2 separate regions of the Homo sapiens genome follow, and region 2 is linked to region 1. Evidence: read pairs that join two places in POLR2A ChIA-PET (ENCODE). Cell type or tissue: A673. All regions are shown on one strand. Each heading gives the region's core, and the rest is flanking DNA. Links, peaks and the distances in the headings are about the cores only.

Region 1 (10,163 bases), core at 2,709-7,708:
CTGCACAAGGTTTTTGTAGAGGTAAACAAACACATTCTAAAATTTATATGGCAAGGCACAGGCCCTAGAATGTTTAAAACAATCTTGAAAAAGAAAAATAAAAGGAGAGTAATCCATTCACTTTAAGGCCTACTATATAGCCACAGTAATAAGGATAGTGTGGTATCAGTAGAAGGATAAACACATAAATCAGTGGAAGAGAAAACATAAGCTAGAAATACACCCACACAAATTTTTGACAAAAGTATCAAAACAGCACAAAAAAAGAAACACAGCCTTTTAAATAAATCATGTTTGGGCAATTAGACAATTTGCATAGGCAAAATACAAACACAGACTTAAACCTCAAACCTTAGAGGAAAGTTAACTCAAAAATGGATTGTGCACTTAAATGTAAAACATAAAATTATAACACTTTTAGAATAAAAATAGATGAAAGTCTTTGGGATCCAGGCTAGGCAAAGAATTCTTAGACTTGACACCAAAAGCATGATCCATAAAATAAAATTTTGGTAACTGTAATTTCATCAAAATTAAAAACTTTTGCTGTGTGAGAGATCCTAATAAGAGCATAAAAAGACAAGCTCCAGACTAGAAGAAAATATCTACAAATCACACATCTGAAAAAGGATTGGTATCTAGAATAAAGAACTCTCAAAACTCAATATTAAAAATCAAACAATCCAAATAGAAAATATACGCAAGACATGAACACACCAAAGAAAATGGAAAATAAGCACATGACGAGATGTTCAACCGCATTAGCCATTAGAAAAATGCAAATTAAAATCACAATGAGATACCACTACTCACCTATTTAAATGGTTAATATTAAAAATAATGACAACTCCAATACTGGCAAGACTGCAGAGAACCTGGATCACTCAGACATTGCTAGCGGAAATGTAAAATGGTACCACCATTCTGGAAATGTTTGACATTTTCTTAGAAAACTAAACATGGAAACCCACCAACTGCGCTCTTGGGCATTTATTCTAGAAAAAACATAGAAATTTATGTTTACCTAAAAAATTGTAAATAAAGTTTCACAGCAGCCTTATTTCTAATACAGCTGGAAACAGCTCAGAAGTCTTTCAACAGATGAATGTTTAAACAAATTGGGCTACATCAATATTATGGAATACCACTTAGTAATAAAAAGAAGTAACTGCTGATACATACAACAACTTGAATGTATCACCAGGGAATCATGTTGAATAAAAAAAAGTCAGAGTCCAGAGGTTTCATATCTTATGGTACCATTTACATAATGTTTTTGCAATGGCAAAATTATAGAAATTGAAAATAGATTCATAGTTGCCAGGGATTAGACTGAGGTGGAGAGTGTTGGGGAAGAAGGGGTGTGGCTATAAAAAGGCAACCAGAGGCCGGGCGTGGTGGCTCACGCCTGTAATCCCAGCACTTTGGAAGGCCAAGGTGGGTGGATCACCTGAGGTCAGGAGTTCGAGACCAGCCCAGTCAACATGGCGAAACTCCGTCTCTACTAAAAATATAAAAAATTAGCCAGGCATGGTAGCAGGCGCCTGTAATCCCAGCTACTCAGGAGGCTGGGGCAGGAGAATTGCTTGTACCTGGGAAGTCGAGGTTGCAATGAGTCGAGACTGCACCATTGCACTCCAGCCTGAGCAACAAGAGTGAAACTCCCTCTCAAAACAAAACAAAAAAGGCAACAAAAGGGGTCCCTGTGGTAATGGAAAGTTTTGTGTCTTGACCGTGGTGATGGATTCATGAACCTATGCATGTGAGAAAACTGCACAGAACTAAATATTCATGCACACACACGCACCCATATGCACACATATGCATGCATATGAACACACACACAAATGAGTACAAGTACAACTGGAAACATCTCAATAAAATTGGTGGATTTTATCTATGCCAATATCCTGATTTTGACATTAAGCTATAGTTGTGCAATATGTTACCATTAGGGAAAAACTGCATGAGGAATGTATGCTATCTCTCCACATTATTTCTTACCACTGTATGTGAACTTGCAACTATTTCAAAATAAAAAGTTCAATTAAAAAAAATGAGCAAAAGAAGACTCCACACTAGAAAATATGATAGCAGCTGGAGAAGACAAACACTTTAAATAAATATAAAATGGATTGTGTTCACTATCACAGTACAAGTGCACACGGTTGGCACAGGGATTTGGTGGATGTAACTCCCACTTCTCCCTGGACTGTCTGGGAGAGCATGGGGAATGGCCACTGAGCTGGCACTTCATGAGTAGGGGACTTGAGGAAAATGGAGGCACGAGGATTGGACTAATGTCCTGCCCCCACGTAGACACATACACACACACACACGCTTGCACTCACATACACAGATGAATTGACCAGAGAAAAATCAAAATGGCAAACCTTTGTGCCTGTGCTGAATTAACAAAAGAGTGCCATCTACTTACCAATACTCTGAGAGATGTAGGCAATGTGCACTGCAGAGGTAAGTATTTGGAAGTAAATTACCATGGGCACACTATTCACAATAGCAAAGACATGGAATCAATCCAAATGCCCATCAATAACAGACTAGATAAAGAAAACATGGTACACATACACCATGAAATACTATGTAGCCATAAAAAGGAATGAAATAATGTCCTATGCAGGGACATGGATGGAGCTGGAAGCCATTATCCTCAGCAAACTAACGCAGGAACAGAAAACCAAACACTGTTATGTTCTCACTTATAAGTGGGAGCTGAACAATGAGAACACATGGACACAGAAAGGGGAAAAACACACAATGGGGCCCGTCGGGGAGTGGGGTCCTGAGGGGAGGGAGCATTAGGAAAAATAGCTAATGCAAGCTGGACCTAGGTCTTCGGTTGATAGGTGCAGCAAACCACCATGGCACACGTTTACCTGTGTAACAAACCTGCACACCCTGCACATGTACCCCAGAACTTAAAATTAAAATAAAAAATTTTTAAAAAGAAGTAATTTGAGGCAAATTGAACAGAATCCCATAAGGATCTTCTTAGAGACACAAAGATAGGAGTCCGGGGTCAGGCACAGCCCAGCTCAGTAGCCAGCACATCAAGGAAGAGGACTGATTCAGTCATCCCACCGTGAAAGTTGCCGATACCAGGGTGAAATCACTTTTTGTCAGAACCAATCAAATTAGAGGCGGGAAATCATGAAGTGGGAGAGCTCATGTTCGCATGTCTGAGATAAAGACTGTCTCAAGGACTTTCTAATATAATCCCACAAGAAATTCCTTCTTTAGGACTGCAGTAATTCAGATAAGATGCCTTCGAAAGAATACCTGCCCAGTAACGGCATCTCCACCAATGAACTGATGCCAGCTATGGCTTTCAGTCTCCAAAATCAATGAATTCTGTTTCTAAGCAGCTTATGTGAACTTCTCCTTTTGCCAATAAAAGCTTCCCTTTGTCCTCCCCTCCTCAAGTGTATCTGTGGCTTGCTACAGCCGTGCATCTGGGATTATAATCCTTTTTTACTGGTGAATAAATTTATCATATTAGGAGATATTTTCCTCTGAAAATTTTTTAGGTTGACACCACTCATCCAAGCAATCAACCAAACAGACACAAGCTCTGGGGTCTTAACACACTTGGAGGAGAAGATGATGGAACTGCTTTGGTCCCAAGCCCCTGTGTACCCCACCTGAGGTTGGGGTACCCTTGACCTGCTGATGCCAACCTAGATCAACCTCCTCTTCAGCTTGAGAAAATACTGTAATAACAGTAATAGACAATAATAGTAACTAAGCAATTATTAAGTGTTAATATTAAGTGTTAGCCAATGGGTTAAGCCCTTTAAACACATTATCTCGTTTCATCATACAATAGTCTTACAAGGTCTGAGATAAGGCTCCCAATGGCCTAAGGGAGGACAGGATAAAACCCTAGAAAAAAATGTTGTGCGGTTTTGGGGGGCAAATAACAAGCTAGTATATGACATCCAAGGATAAATTTAAAGAACAAACACCACCTCCATCACCACAAGAGGCCTAGGAAAAGAACTTGTAACTTTGAAAAAGGATTTAAACATAACATACAACAAGCAGAGGAGGATCATATTTTCAAGCAGAATTGCTCAGGAAATTTTAGATACCATCTGCTTTCCACTCTCAAGGAAATCATAGAAAACACAGACTTTGTAAAATAAGAAGAAATAATGAGGCAATTTGCTGAATGGGGAAAGGGAAACCTGATGGAGTTAAGGAATTAATTCAAGGAAACGAAGAATGACTTATGGGATTAAAACATTAAAGGTGGTGAAGAGCTGAATTGACAATACGGGAAATTTCATCACCTCGTTGAGCAAAACAAATTTGCAGAGCTCTTTCTGGATGCAGAAGAAAAATGAAAAAGGTTAAAATTATTTAGAAATTGCTGTTATCGTGGTTTCTATAGATGATATGTTGATAATGCTCCTAGAAATTACAAACTAGAAATCCTGAAATATAAAATATATTCATATTAACATGACTACACCTAGCACTATCACATCGAATTCTCACGTCTTATCTATGAGGAAGATATCATTTTATACTAATTCTAAAGATGATGAAACTGAGGGCTAGAAAAGGTAGTAACCTACTCAGAGTTTTCAAGTCTGTGATAACCTCAGGGGACAGAGTTGGAATTTACACCCAGAATTTATACCCAGAGGCTACTGGACTCTGGAGGTGAGGAGGAGAGGGAAGGAGAGGGGGAGGGGGAACCAAAATATGAAAAATGAAAGGACTCACTGATTACCTAAGAAAGGGAAAATAAAGCACTTCTAGACACACATTGTGATTTTTAGTTCTACCAAGGAACAGGGGTGCTGATCACAAACCAAGAAGCAGAGACTGAACTGGTCCCTATCTCCTGCATCTCTGCTGCAATGGATGTCAGAAACAATGAAACAAAGCATGTCCTTTTGATGAAAAACAGTTGTAACCCAGGAATTTAATATTTGAACAAGTGGAAACTCCTTTATGAAAGTCAGAAAAAAATTCTCTGACACAAAGAGAACCAAAGATAGGAAGTCTTCATTTACTTCTCATGAAAAACTAAAAAGTCTACAAGAAAAACTCAGTAAAATAAGGCATGAATTTAAAAATAATAATTTGGGAAAAAACTTCATTTTGGGGGAAGACAAGTCACAAAAACACCAAAGCATCATGAGAGGTGAGTGCTGAAAACATTACATCTTCTATTCTCCTGGCTCCAGTGCTCAGATCAACGAACAACAAAGAAAAGAACAAGTGCTCAAGAAATGTCTGCTCCACCATGTTTATGAATGATGAGACAGGGAGGAATTCTCACTAAAGTCAAGAGCAAGAAAAGAAAATTGTCTCAGTTTTTATTTAACATCATTCCGGAAATTATAGGGAATGTGAAAACACAAGATGAAGTAATACCATACAAATATTGAGAAGGAAGAGACAGATGTATCGTTATTTGTGGATCACACAACAACACTCAGAAATCCAAGAGAGGCCACTGCAAACTTATTACAATTACAATCATTCAATAGTGTGTACAGGCACTCTCTCTCTCTACATATATATATATGTGAGAAAAGAGACAGAAAAAGAGAAATACATATACATAAAACTATATAGATGAGAAGAGAGGCAGAGAAAGAGAAATATATATGTATATAAAACTATATATATGAGAAAAGAAACAGAGAAAGAAATATATACACACACACACACACACACACACACACACACACACATATATAACTTAAAAGCTACTACCTTCCTTATAAGGCAATAATATCCAACTAAAAATATAATACGTAATTATCACATTCACACTAGCAACAAAAGTGTAAGACACCTTGAAATAACTTCAGAGAAAAAAATACACGCAACCCAGATGGAAACGATTTACAACATTTTGATGGAGGATATAAACATAACGAATACATTGCTAAACAAGCCATGTCCCTAGATGGGACAACTCAATACTGTATTGATTTTAAGTCCTTAAACAGTAATCTACAAATGTAATATTATTAAATAAAATTCTACAGTGATTTCATTCAGAACTTGACAACATGATTCCAAAATTAATCTGCAAGTATAAGCAGATCAAAATAGCCCAAAATATATTGAAAAAGAATGACAAGGAAGGAGAGACTGCAGTATTAAAGAATAAACTATAACAGAAGGGAACAGTAAAAAATTGTTGTATTTGCCGCTGTATACTGAAACCATAACAGAGGTAGATCAACAGAATATAATAAAAAGGAAAGAAAACAGACCCCAATATATAAGCATTTAGTGAGCCCAGAAATGGATATTTCAGATATGTAGGAAAAGAATAACATTCAATAAACAAATTTAGATAAAAGGTTTGAACTGCACCTCAGTTCTTTCACCAATGTAATACGTAAATGAATAAAAATTCTAAAGTTGAAAAATTTATAAAATTCTGTTTACAGAGTTAAATCTAAATAAACATTCCTAGCATCCTTCCCTGTTTGTTTTTCTCCACAGCACTCATCAGCTTCTAAAATATCATATCAATTTTTAATATGTTATTTGCTGTCTGTCTCATGTTGTTTGCTGTCTGTCCCTTCACATTAGAGTGTAAGATCCATGAAGACAGAATTTTTAACTGCTCGTCCCCAGTGTCTAGGATGCCTTCTAATACATATTAGCTAAGCAAAAAAAAAAAAAGAAAATATTTGCGTAAGTGAATAAATGAACACGATCAGATTGCAAAACATTTATTTAAGTATAAAATCCAAGAGGAGAGTATGAAGAAACAAAAATATATACATAAAATATAAAGGAAATTAAATTTTTGTCTACATCAAAAAAAGCAACAAAATTATATGATAGGTTGTAAAAATATTTGTAACCTATATTGTAAGAGGCTGAATATTTATGATTAAATAAATAGCCTTTATAAAACGATTAGAATGAAAAATGGACAAAGACGATGTCCCAAAGAAAAACGTTAAGGGCGAGTAAGCATTTAAAATGTGTAACATCACAGATACCAAAAGAATTAAACTAAATAAAAGTGAAACATAATTCATCTCCTCACTAACTGGCAAAGTCTCACCAGACCTTATCTTCCTCCAGGGTATGAGAAAACAGGAACTCTTAACACCCAGCAAACAGCAAGTAGTTATTTTAGTCCAATCTTTCTAGAGAACATTAAAATGTGTCCAAATTGTATTTGTCAATGCATGTTTACCAGAAATTCCACTTCTAAGAAGCTGCCTCACAGAAAGACTTGCACAAGTACACAGACATACAGGAGCAAGAATGTTTTGATGCACTGCTATCATAATAATATTAAAAACTGCAAGCAACTTACACATCTATGATAATAAATTAGGGTACACCAACACAATGGAATGTCATGCACTATGTTGCATACCAGCATAGGTCAGAACTTCATGAAATACTACCCACGATAAATTAAGCAAAAGATGCCAAAGTTACCAGGCAGCATGAGTATCCTGTCTGTGTGCGTATATAACAGTGGTCCTCCAAATGAATCCCCCAGACCAGCGGCATCAACATTACCTGGGAGCTTGTCAGAAATGCAAATTTTCAGGCCTCACCCCAACCCTACTGAATCATAAACTTCATTATAGGACCTAGCAATCTGTTTTCACAAGCCATCTGTCTTAGTCTGTTCACGCGGCTGTAACAAAATACCTTGGATTGGGTGATTTATAAATAATAGAAAGGTATTTTTTGCAGTTCTGAAAGCTGGGAAGTCCAAGATCAAGGTGCCAGCAAATTCAATGTCTGGTGAGGGCTCATTTTCTGCTTTGAGGACAGTATTTCTTGCTCCATCCTCAAAAGGCAGAAGAGGCAATCAGCAACTTTGCACCCCTCCTATAAGGTCACTAATACCATTCATGAGGGCTCTGCCCTCATCACTTAATCACCTCCTAAAGGCCCCACCTCTTCACATGATCACACTGAAGATCAAGTTTCAACATATGAATTTTAGAGGAACCCATTTAGACAACAGCATCATCTAAGAGATTCTCATGCACACTAACTCTGAGAACCACTGCCAAATCTTAAAAAAAAGACACTAAATTGTTTATAATCATGGTCTTAGGGTAGCGTTTCAGAGGAAAACTCATTTTCTGCTTTATATACTTCTGTATTCCAACTGCCATGTATTGTATTTGAAGTTAATAACAAAGAAAAAAGTAGATATATTTCCATCAGAGAGAGAAAGAGGTGGGAGAGAAAGTAGGGGGAAGGGAGAGAGAAAAAGAGAGAGGGGGAGAGAAAAAGAGACAGAGAAAAAGAAAAAGGGAAAGAAGAAAAGTGTTACCAGCTAACAGAAAAATAGACAAGATATTTAAGTGGGTGATTCCACTCCCATAAATAGGCCAAAATTGCTCAATAATGGTAGGTTTCAAACATTCTATTCAACTAAGGTTAAAAGAAACTTACATTAAAATTTGACAACTATTTCTACTTATCAAATAAACAGCATTAAGAAAAATAATAAAACCAATGGAGTCAATGATCTAGGGGACACTCAGAGGAAGGCAGGAAGGCAGGAAGGCAGGAAGGAAGGAAGGCAGGAAGGAAGGAAGGAAGGAAGGAAGGCAGGAAGGCAAGAAGGAAGGAAGGAAGGAAGGAGAGGGAGAGAAACAAAAATATAGCTGTCAGATCATGTGTAGTGGTGCACACATGGAATTCCAGCTATGCGGAAGGATCACTTGAGCCCAGAGGTTCAAGGCTGTGCTATGACCATGCTTCTGAATAGCCATGCACTCTAGCCTGACCAACATAGTGAGATACCCATTTCTAAAAAAATGGATAGATAGATAGATGGGTAGATACATAGATAGATAGACAGACAGACAGAACTATCAACATTAAGCACTTAATACACGGCAGGCAGAATTCTAAGAACTTTATAAAAAATAATTCACTTAGCCCTAACAACCATGTAGAAAAGTGAAATTACCATTTTACAGATGAGGAAACATGTGAGAGTCTCAATCATATGCCCAAGACCACCAAAGTAGTGAGTAGTGAGGCCAGCTTGTGATCCCATGTCTATGTCTCCAGAGTTCACATTGGTAATAACTGTGCTGAGAGCAGCAGGTATAATATGATATCATTTAAATTGTTGATGATGGTTCACAGAGAAAAGGCTGAAAGGTTAGACACTGAAACATTAACAACTGGGTCATAAAATTAAAGGTAATTTAAATTTTGTTTTCATTTATGTCTGTAATTTCTCTTATCTCTGAAGATTATATATTACTTGGGCAATGTGATAAATATTTAATTGGGGACTTTTTGTTCTATTAATAAAAATGAATAAGAACTCACTAAGAGGACAAGCTCTACAAAATCCAACCAGCAGAGAAAGAACCTTTGAAAGGCATAGAGTTTTGAAAAAACATGGTACTTCAAGGTAACAATGGGAATTTGAATGTGGGTGGCATGGAAATCACTTACAACACCTCCATCCACTTCCAGACTGCAGCTGTCAACCAAAAAATAAACACGTGAAGGCTCAGAAAAATTTTAGCTCAAACTTCCAGTCTGTTAATGAAAATGAACAAGCGCCTTTTCCTCACTGAAGAGACTTTGACAACCGGGGTATTCAAGTAGCACAGCCATTCTTGCTGCTTATATACCAACAAGAAAACTGGACTTGGATCCATTAAGGAAGTCTTTATTTGCCCATTAGAGAGAACATGTAACGTCTATGCTTCACTGCCAACAATGGTAACCCAATGTCCAGGGAGGTGCTGGAAGGACAAACTCATGGCTGGAACAGGCAGACGGGCATGTCTGATGAATCAAGGTCTTTAGATGGGAATATGTCATACTGGGACTACAGGCTCCAGGGGAGGATTAGAGACAAGCATCTAAAGAATGAGGGTGCCGTGAAGCCCCACATGATTTAATGCTCCCAACTGCCAGTGCTTAAAATTCCGATTTTTCTCCTGCCTTACTACCCTAGGGCATCCTATCCCTTTCCTTGTGGATGAACTTGTCCTTGTGCTAGATTTTATTATTGTTCAAAATATTCACTGTGGAGGGACTGTTTTCCACCACCCCATTAGCATCAGAATGGTCCATGTGGCTTTCTTTAGCCAATGAAATAAAAATGAAACTTGCAAGTACACATTTCTAATTGGAAGCTTTAAGAGTCA
Region 2 (10,163 bases), core at 3,181-8,180, 66 kb after region 1:
CATGCACTGCATGCTGAGAGTAAAACAAAAGGTCGGCAGCAGCTAAGCATGGAAATAGCCAAATGCTACAGAAGAGAGGGCATGGCACTTTCAAAAGGCTGACTGATCCAGAAGAGTCAGAGACCTCTGTTGCTTTCACTTGCCCAGAATCTATTCACCCTTATTCTTCTAATAGCACCCCTATTATCCTCTGGGAACCATGCTTCTCTGTCATGTTTACCTGGTGGGATTTACCCTGTATTTACCCTGGCATTACTCCCCTGAATCCAAGGTTCCCATGTTTCTGACCTGGCTGATAGCCACAGTCTATTCCCCTGATCACTGTTGACCACTGTGGCTGGTTTAGAGTGAATAGATGACCTAAGTGGGTCCAGTGAGAATCAACACTGAGATTTTTGGTGGAATTATCAGGAAGGAGGCTTCTCTTTACCACCCAGGTACCTAAGCTAGTAAGATGAATGCATGGAGCTTCTGCGTACCATTTCTGGGACTATGTGAAGAGGGCTTGTCCATAAATGAAACCAATGTGACAAAAAGCAGTGTCAAGGCGCCGGTTTGGCAGTGAGGTGGGGGATGTGGATTTGCACACTCAAAGCCAGCATTTTGAATAGTTACATATATTCCCTGGATTTTTCAATTATGCCAGCAAAAATGAATTATTTCCAGTATGTCTCTGTCATTTGCCTCTGAGAGTAACGGTCACTATTCATTATAATTTCCCAGTAATGAGAAACACTCACTATGTCTTTCAACTGTATTTACTCACATACTCTTTTTTTTAACCATAGATCTTAGCAAAAAGATTAAAAAGTAAATAACAGGGGAGCCCTATCCACTTAGCAATTAAGAATGTGGGTTTGGAGGGCCAGAGAACATGTGAGTCCCTGGTTCTGGCACTGTGTGGCCTTGGGCAAGTGACTCCATCCCTCTGAGCCTTGGTGTCCTTACTGGTATAAGGGATTGTGATAATAGTGTCAGAGAGACCTCTATCACAGCATGGATTCCTGCACACCTCCATGCCTTTTTATTACAGCATAAACTCAAGAGCAACATATGTGGTCTCCTCCATGGGGCAGAAACTAGCACAGGGCCGGGTATGTTAACAACAGAAACAAACCTCATTGAAATTATTTGAATCAATTAAATGAAATACTGCAGACAAAAGGGTTTTATAAGCTCCAAAGTATTCATTATTATCATCTCATAGATGATACAATAGCCCCTCTTTTTTAAAGCAAATGAATTGAATCTGAAGTTCAACCAAGTTCAACAAGAAGCAGGACCCTCAAAGTACTTTGTACAGTTATGTATAATCCTAAAATCTGGCCCCATTGCCTCCCCTCCTCCCCCCGCCTTTTTTTTTTTTTTTTTTTTTTTTTACCTTGAATTCAAACTCATCCTTTAAGAAATGCAGTGCTGGTACTTAAAATGAAATTTTGGCAAGGTAAATGCATTTCTTTATGCAAAAACAAAACAAAACAAAAAAGACTGAGGAGTACATCATTTAAAGCAATAAAAAAGCAATTTATGATCCATCTCAGATTTTCAAATGTAAAATAGGACACAAAAAAAGTCTGCGTACAATACATGTTTCAAGATTTGTTAAAGTCCTGCATGGGAAGGAAATAAGACAAGTAATTCAAAAAAAGAAATCCCTTCAAACATTTTTTGCAAAAGTAAAGTACATACAGACACACACACACAGACACACACTTTATGTAGTATAATCAAAAATGTAATAGTAGCAGACGCTAGACAGAAACTAAAAATCTATGCTAGGCCCAGTAATGAGAAATTTCACTATGTCTTTCAACTGTATTTACTCACACACTCCTTTTTTCCATGGATCTTAGCAAATAAGATTAAAAAGTAAATAATTAGGGGAACTCCATCCACTTAGTAATTAGGAATGTGAGTTTTGAGGGGCAAAGGATATGTGAACCCCTGGTTCTGGCACTGTGTGACCCTGGGCAAGTGACTCCATCTCGCTGAGCCTCAGTTTCCTTATGAGTATCAGGGATTGTGATAACACTGTCCTCACAGGTTGTTGGGATTGGTGAGACAAAGGCACAGAAAGTGGTTACCATAAAGAAGTGATCATTCTTTTAATGATCCTTTTATTTTACATGGTTTAAATTAGCCACCACAAAATCTAAATGATTCCCCCAGCAAGAAGGAAGCTACAACCAGAATACCGGGTTGTTATTCATTGCTGTCCTTCTACTCGTCTCACCTGGATCAAGTTAATTCACCTTCTGTTAAAGGAGTCACTTAGAAACTAGGATCTTTGGGGCTCAGTGCATCCAAGAAACTGGACCTATTTGGAGCAGGCAAATATTTATACTAACGAAACAGGCAGACATCTACTCAAACTCAATGGTGCCACAATTTATCTCAAACTATCTTTTTTTCTGTCAGAGTAGAAACTTGGAAGTAATTTTTGACTTTTTTCTCCCTTTAAATCCCCTCTAGTCAACCTATCATCAATTTCTCTGTTTCTTTAAGATGTCATTCAAATGCAAACAGTCCTTTCTACTGCCATTGCCACGACGGTAGTCCAGTGCCTCATGACCCCAATCCTAGAACGATGCAGTAGGCTCTCAGCTCTCTCAGCTCAGTGCTTTTCAAATCCTGGATGCAGATGACGATCATCCAACTACAGATTCTCAGGCCACCCCAGGCATACCAAGTCAGAATCCTTGGGGGCTAAAAAAATAAGGAAAGAAAGAAAAAAAGGAAGAAAAAGAAACAGGCAGAAATAGGTCCTTGTCTTGGAAGGAACACTGAGCACTGGGTAAAGAGTCTCACCCAGGTCTCATCTCTACCTTTCTGTAAAAAGAAAAAGCCTTCAACAGATGCTGTTTCTTTAGTCACTTCAACCACAGGAAGATGTCAAATTCAGAATGGCATTTTTCACTTATAAGAAAAAGATCTGAAAACCCAAACTTGGAATCTCAAAGAAAGCTTAAGTGGAAAGGACATCTTTCAATAACCAACATCATCATCTTTCCCATGTACTACCATCCCAACAGACAGAGACATCCAGGGAGTCCTGCTCTGTGAAGCACTTTTCAGGAAACAATCAGCTTAAGACATCACCCATCCAATTCACTTTGACTCTGATGAACAGTGTCATCGCTCCTCAGAAAAATGAAACAGGAGTGGCATATAGTCATGATGACAGCCAGCTAACCATTGGTGAGTCTTTCGAGTTTTTTGTTTGTTTGTTTGTTTGTTTTTAAGCATGTCATGCACAGAAAAGGAGACAGCAAAAGTAGGCAGATAGAAACTGCCATGTAACCAGAGGCTTAGGGCAATTGGCAGACAATTCTAAGCCTTCATTCATTCACTCAGCAAGTTTTTTTTGTTCGTTTATTTGTTTGCTTTTGTTTGTGTGTTTTTTGAGACAGAGTTTCACTTTGTTGCCCAGGCTGGAGTCCAGTGGCGTGAACTTGGCTCACTGAAACCTCCGCCTCCCAGGCTCAAGCAATTCTCCTGCCTCAACCTCCCGAGTAGCTGGGATTACAGGTGCCCGCCACCACGCCTAGCTAATTTTTGTATTTTTAGTTGAGATGGGGTTTCTCCATGTTGGCCAGGCTTGTCTTGAACTCCTGACCTCAGATGATCTGCCCGCCTCAGCCTCCCAAAGTGCTGGGATTACACGCATGAGCCACTGCGCCCAACCTCAACAAGTATTTATAAAGTGCAAGGTTCTGTTCTGGGGGCTGAATATAGAGCAGTAAAGATAATACTAGGCAGTGGCAAGTGCTATGAAGGGTATTAAACTACATGGAGCAACAGATATTATAAGAAATTACAAAAGACCCTGAATAGCCAAGTCAATCTTGAGCAAGAACAAAGCTGGAAGCATCATACTTCCTTGCTTCAAGTTATATTACAAAGCTACAGTAATCAGAGAGTATGGTTCTGGGACAAAAACAGACACACAGACAAGCTGGAGGGAGGTGAGCTGGAGGGAGAAGCCTAACAATGTAGGCTGTGCTCTGACACTTACAGCAGACGTCATCCACACGGTGAATAAGTGACCAGGGAGAAAGCCAGGAAAAACTAAGGGAAACAGGCATTGAGGGGCAGGTTTCCTCAAAGGGATGCTACTGTCACTTGAAGTAGGATTGCTTTTCTTGTGTGGGTCTGTCCTGAGCATTGTGGGACATTCAGCAACTCCTGACACCCCACCCCACCCACCTAACATCTGTAGGGTCCCTTCTCTTGGCACTAGAGCAGCCAAAAATGTCCCTGCCCACTTCCCAAAAGGACAGGCAATAACTCCCTGTTCGAGAACCACTGATCAAAAGGGAGAACTAGGATGAAGGCCCTCAGTTAGAAACAAGATTGGACTATTCAAAGAAGAGAGAGAAGGCCAGGGTGCCTGGCATGTAAGGAGTGATGGGGAAAGAGGTAAGAGCTGCGCTGATAGTCATAAATGCTTAGCTGTGGTTTACTAGGTCTCCACACCATCAGCCTAGGAAAACTTCCCGTAGGAGACAGAGGATGAGCAAGGCATAGAAGCTACAGGTATCGGCTGGGCGTGGTAGGTCACGCCTGTAATCCCAGCATTTGGGCAGGCCGAGGAGGGTAGATCATGAGGTCAGGAAATCGAGACCATCCTGGCTAACACGGTGAAACCCCATCTCTACTAAAAATACAAAATACTAGCTGGGCGTGGTGGCACGTGCCTGTAATCCCAGGTACTTGGGAGGCTGAGGCAGGAGAATTGCTTGAACCCAGGAGGCGGAGGTTGCAGTGAGCCGAGATTGCTCCACTGCACACCAGCCTGGGCAACAAAGTGAGACTCCACCAAAAAAAAAAAAAAAAAAAGAAGCTACAGGTATCTACATGGTTTCCTCACAATATCAGGAAATGGGACACAATTACATGAAGTTTTGCTGCCCAGATGCTGCTATTAGCAAAGATGGGAGAAGGGAGAGGGAGGTGGGCAAATTGCCTTGTTTCATTATCCTAAAATGTATACATTGTTTCTTTATTTGTATACTTGTAAGGGGTACAAGTACAGTTGTGTTACATGAATATATTGCATAGTGGTGACTTCTGGGCTTTTGGTGTAACCATTACTCAAGTAATGTACATTGTACCCAGTAAGTAATATCTCACCCCCCTCCCACTCTCCTACCCTTCGAAGCCTCCAATATTTATCATTACACTCTCTATGTCTATGTGCACATATTACTTAGCTCCCACTTATAAGTGAGAAAATGCAGTATTTGACTTTCTGTTTACGAGATGTTTCACTTAAAATCATGGCCTCCAATTTTACTCACATTGCTGTAAAAGATATGCTTGCATTCTTTTTATGGCTGAATAGTATTCCACTGAGTGTGTGTGTGTGTGTTTGTGTGTGGGGGGGGTCACTTAAAACATATACTTTTATTCACATTTTAATCTACATCAAACCAGAACATGTCTCACAAGTATCACCACTGGCCAAGTGTAGTCATGACATACGGTCATCGCCTGAGCATGCACATCAAAATGTGCATCGTAACCAGCAGCATCCACCTCCACCCATGTTCCCATGAAGGACATGATCTCGTACTTTTTTATGGCTGTGTAGTATTCAATGGTGCACATGCACCGCATTTTCTTTATCCAATCTGTTATGAGCTTACCTATATAACAAACCTGCATATGTACCCCCAAATCTAAAATAAAAGTTAAAAAAAAAACCCATCTCTACAAAAATACAAAAATTAGCCAAGCATGATGGCAGGTGCCTGTACTCCCAGCTACTCGGGAGGCTAAAGCAGAAGAATCCCTTGAACCCAGGAAGTGGAGGTTGCAGTGAGCCGAGATCACGCCACTGCACTCCAGCCTGGGCGACAGTGTGAGACTCCATCCCCAAAAAAAAATAAAAAGAAAAGAAAAACCAGCAGCATCATGGAAGAAAATCCTAGGGACAATAACCCAACACTCTTTAGAAACTCTGCAAGAGATTTGATGGAACAATGAATGATAGTATGGGGAGGGGAGGAGGACACTGGGAACTGGAGGTGATTTAGAAGGATCAGACTTTGAATAGGAAATCTTTGGAATACTGGAACCAATTTATTTTTTCTGATAATTGAATACACAAGAGTGATAGAAGATAAATGTCTTAGTATAAGGATGTTCTTTCCATGAAAATAAAATGTTAAAGCTCTAAATGTAAATGTATTGTCATGCTTTAATTAGCAATGTTTTATTCTTAGGGATCACATGAATAAGAGTGCATCTTACAGATTCGAGGAAATCTGAGAACATTTACAGAGCATCCAGTGAGTGCCAAGAATTTTATATGTGCCATATAGCACGTAATCTTCACAGTCACACTCTCAAAATCCATATTATAAACTCCACCTCACAGATGTTAATAAGTGACTTCATATGGCAAGGTTTGTTTTCTCGCTTCAAATGAACCACATCCAGTAGGTAAAGGCCAAAGCCACACTGCAGAGACATGATGACAAAGGGTGGTCATAGCCTCAAAAACATGTTCTTCCAACGTCGTTATGAATGCCATTCCAATTAACTTCCCCACTATTCCCTGGAAAAATATCCTTTGACCTCTGCTCAGACAACGTGGGAAGCCCTGTTTTGAAGCAAATCTGTGGTATGAGGAGATGAAAACCTAGCCTAGGACAGATGCACTGACAGAGTGGGATTCTTGAGAAGTATTGCAAAGTTAGGTAGAACTTGGTGATCAAGTAAATTACAACTGTTACAAGATAATAAACAAAGAATTTGATCCCCCAGACCCTCTCTGCATATCTTTTTTCTTCTGTCTTCTGGTAATTAGTGCCTCAATTTTCCTTTAGGGGACAGCTCTTCCTCCTCCAGTTCTGCATTGTCTGAGGCAGGCTGATGCCACCCCCTAGCTCCAGGTCTATGTCATTAGGCTCACAGTGGTAGGCTCAGGGATGAGTATGTAACTGAATCTGGGCCAGTGAAAGTCAGCCTTAAAACTTTTGCTGAAACTGTTTGGAAAGCAGCATTCCCTTTCCTCTGCTGTGGCTGAGCCATTTAAAAGTATACCTGGGCTGGGCATGGTGGCTCATACCCGTAATCCCCAGCACTTAGGGAGGCCACGGCAGGAGGACTGCTTGAGACCAAGAGTTCGAGACCAGACTGGGCAACACAGTGAAACCCCATCTCTACAAAACAACTTTTAAAATGGGCCCGTTGTGGTAGTGCACACCTGCAGTCCCAGCTACTCAGGAGGCTGAGAGTGGAGGGTTGCTTAAGCCCAGGAGTTCAAGGCTGCAGTAAGCCATGATTGCACCACTGCACTCTAGCCTGGGTGACAAATAAAGATCCCCATCTCAAATAAAAAAAAAAAAGAAAAAGTACACATGAGAACAGAGTCAACACAGAGCAGAGCAAAGAATTGGAAAGAGACAGATCCCTGATGATTTGAGTCTCTGGATCCAGTTTTGCCTGAAGCTTCTGGATGATGCTAGAATTTTTAGTTAGCTGAACATATAAATTATTGCAAGGGGAAGCATGATGTCAGAGTCCTGACTTACATGACACTGTGTACTACTATATCTTACAGTGCTCACTGCCTACACATTCAGGCAGGTAGACATGTTGGCCTCTTACCCAAGGGTTGAAGGCAGTATTTTCTGTTAGAGAGCAAGGGGCTGGTTGTCAAACCCTTCAAGGCACAGACATCTGAAGTGTGCTCCCAAGGAGTCAGTTCCTTGACCAAGAGTTTTCTAAACTAAAGTCAGCTTCAGAATCCACAAAACACACTCCTTTGTAGAGAACATTCCAGGGTGGGTGAGCTGACTCACAGCCTGGCACAGGTGTCCCCAGGAGGAATGATGTGGGAAGCACCAGAAAACTCCCCTGGGCCAGTGTAGGCTTTGGTCGCCCCAGCATCCCAAAATAAATCCTGAAATCCCCACCATCAGGTGACTCCTTAGGCTTCTAGCACTCCCTCTTTCTCTCTCAAAGGCTTCTGTTGGAATACATCTGTGTCACACAAAGGGGCACCTGAACTCACCAGCTCATCTTCATATCACCCAGCTCATTACATGAGCTGACAGCTTCCTAGGGAAATCACACATGCCTGGGACTGTTTGCATGATTGTGGCCAGAATGTTCCACTACACTGTAAATTCCATAAAAGGGAGGAATTACATCTTTCTGAGCTCCATCATACCCCAGCACCTCACAGAGTGCCCGGAAATCCACAATAAATATTTATTGGATGAATGATTTATGGTAGACAACCCTGGAGGTGGGAGTTAGGAGGACTAATTGCTGGTCCTAGCTCTGCCCAAGTCTACACACTCACATTCACGCAATGCCTCTCTGGGAGCCTGGGCCCTCTTCCCAGAAATATGAGGAGGTGGACCCCTGAAATTTAAGATCCAAGCTGGAAGACCTGTACAGATGGATGCGTTTGGCACATTCTGCGATTTTTACATACTTGTGGCAATGTAAAGAGTTGGGAAATTTCATATAAAAATTCAGATTTCTGGCTTTTCTTGAAAAATGGATGTTCTGGCAAAACTGAACCCATATTGCACACATAGCCAGAAAAGAGAAGCACACCTAGTATATGTCGCTACAATGTGTTTTTGTTTTGTTTTGTTTTGTTTTTTTGAGACGGAGTCTCGCTCTGTCACCCAGGCTGGAGTGCAATGGCGCAATCTCGGCTCACTGCAACCTCTGCCTCCAGGGTTCAAGCGATTCTTCTGCCTCAGCCTCCCAAGTAGCTGGGACTACAGGTGCATGCCACCACTCCCAACTAATTTTTGTATTTTTAGTAGAGACAGGGTTTCATCATATTGGTCAGGTTGGTCTCGAACTCCTGACCTCGTGATCTGCCTGCTTCTGCCTCCCAAAGTGTTGAGATTACAGGCGTGAGCCACTGCGTCCGGCACCCAATGTGTCTTTGAGCTGAAAGAATCCAGCCTAACTCACACCCCATCTGCTGCACTCACCTGTTAACTAATATCCCCTAATTCCACACCATTTTTCAGACAGGAAAGTTGAGATCCAGAGATAGCAAGTGATGCGTTTCCCCCCGCCCCCCAGATTCATACAGCAAATTTGGGACAGGGCAGGGGACAGGACAGAATCCAAGCAAATTTGGGACAGGACAGAATCCCAGCCTCCTTGTGTTCAAGCCCATGGTCTTCTCTGCACCATGATTTTTAATCCTGCAACCTGTACTGGGTTTAAACTCTCATGTTCCTTCCTTCTGAACCAAGATAATTGAGTCATTTTACAGAGTCTCACTCACTACCTTGTAAAACATGATGCCTCATGACGGGGCTAGATGCTCAGGTGAATGTGGCCACAGACCTGAATACAGAGGAACGTCCAGTGTGGGCTTGTGCACAGGGACCTACCAGCAAACAGAGGACTTTCAGTGAACCTGTTATCCTCCACCAAGATGCTCACAAGTGGAGACTAACAAATCCAGTTAGCCCAGCAGGGAAATAAAGAATCAAGATTATTCCGATAAATAATAACCAAAGATAGAAAAAGCGTGTCTCACGTCACCAATTTCTTGGCACATAAAACAAAATAAGATGCATGTGTTTGCATCTTGATAATCTCTAAAATACATTTTCCCATGTCTGCATTTCTCTGCATCCCAGAGGAAGAGAAAGCCTAGGTATAACGTTCTAGAAAGTCCCTACATTAGATGGACCTCAGAGATGGTCTTCTTTGGAAGGCACCTCCAACCCATAAATCTGCAGGGTAGGTAGAGAGATCCTGAGTGTGTTGTTTTTATTATTACTACTAATGATGAAGACAGACGTTGCCATTTTATTGATGTGTAGCAGGGCTAGGCACAGGGCTATAAGCCTGATATGTTTCATCTTGCTCATCAGCACAGCAATACTAAGAAGGAGGAACTATTGCGACCGATTGGGCGACATGTCCGAAGTCCCACAGCTAGGAAGTAGCAGGGAGAAAGAAACCGACAATGAAGACACAGGGCTTCCGATAATCCATGCTATACTGCCTCCTTCCAGAAATTTAACTGGTTCCATCCAAGTTATGGAATGCTTTTTTATGATTGTTGTTGCTGTTAAATCAGTCAAGACTGCATGATAAGATGATTGCAGCCATCTTATTTGATACTCCTTTTTTTTGATACTCCTTTAGGGTATCAAGAGCTCCAC

The links. Peaks named below come from ENCODE experiments on the same cell type or tissue, not always from the same donor. Only the 100,000 strongest peaks of a DNase experiment are listed, where the experiment ranks them.
Region 2: POLR2A ChIA-PET joins it to region 1 with 6 read pairs; 1 of 35 experiments calls an interaction of 5 or more read pairs at or near these places.

The regions. Positions count from the first base shown.
Region 1 is chr16:25,798,497-25,808,659 of GRCh38, reverse strand. All of the region lies in intron 1 of HS3ST4 (heparan sulfate-glucosamine 3-sulfotransferase 4), which reads right to left. Among named protein-coding and RNA genes, the nearest start is that of HS3ST4, 110 kb to the right of the region's middle. In A673, for the core only: no CTCF peak of the experiment used is centred there; no DNase peak of the experiment used is centred there; H3K27ac peaks cover 4,180 bases.
Region 2 is chr16:25,732,582-25,742,744 of GRCh38, reverse strand. All of the region lies in intron 1 of HS3ST4 (heparan sulfate-glucosamine 3-sulfotransferase 4), which reads right to left. Among named protein-coding and RNA genes, the nearest start is that of HS3ST4, 46 kb to the right of the region's middle. In A673, for the core only: a CTCF peak has its summit at 6,875; no DNase peak of the experiment used is centred there; H3K27ac peaks cover 602 bases.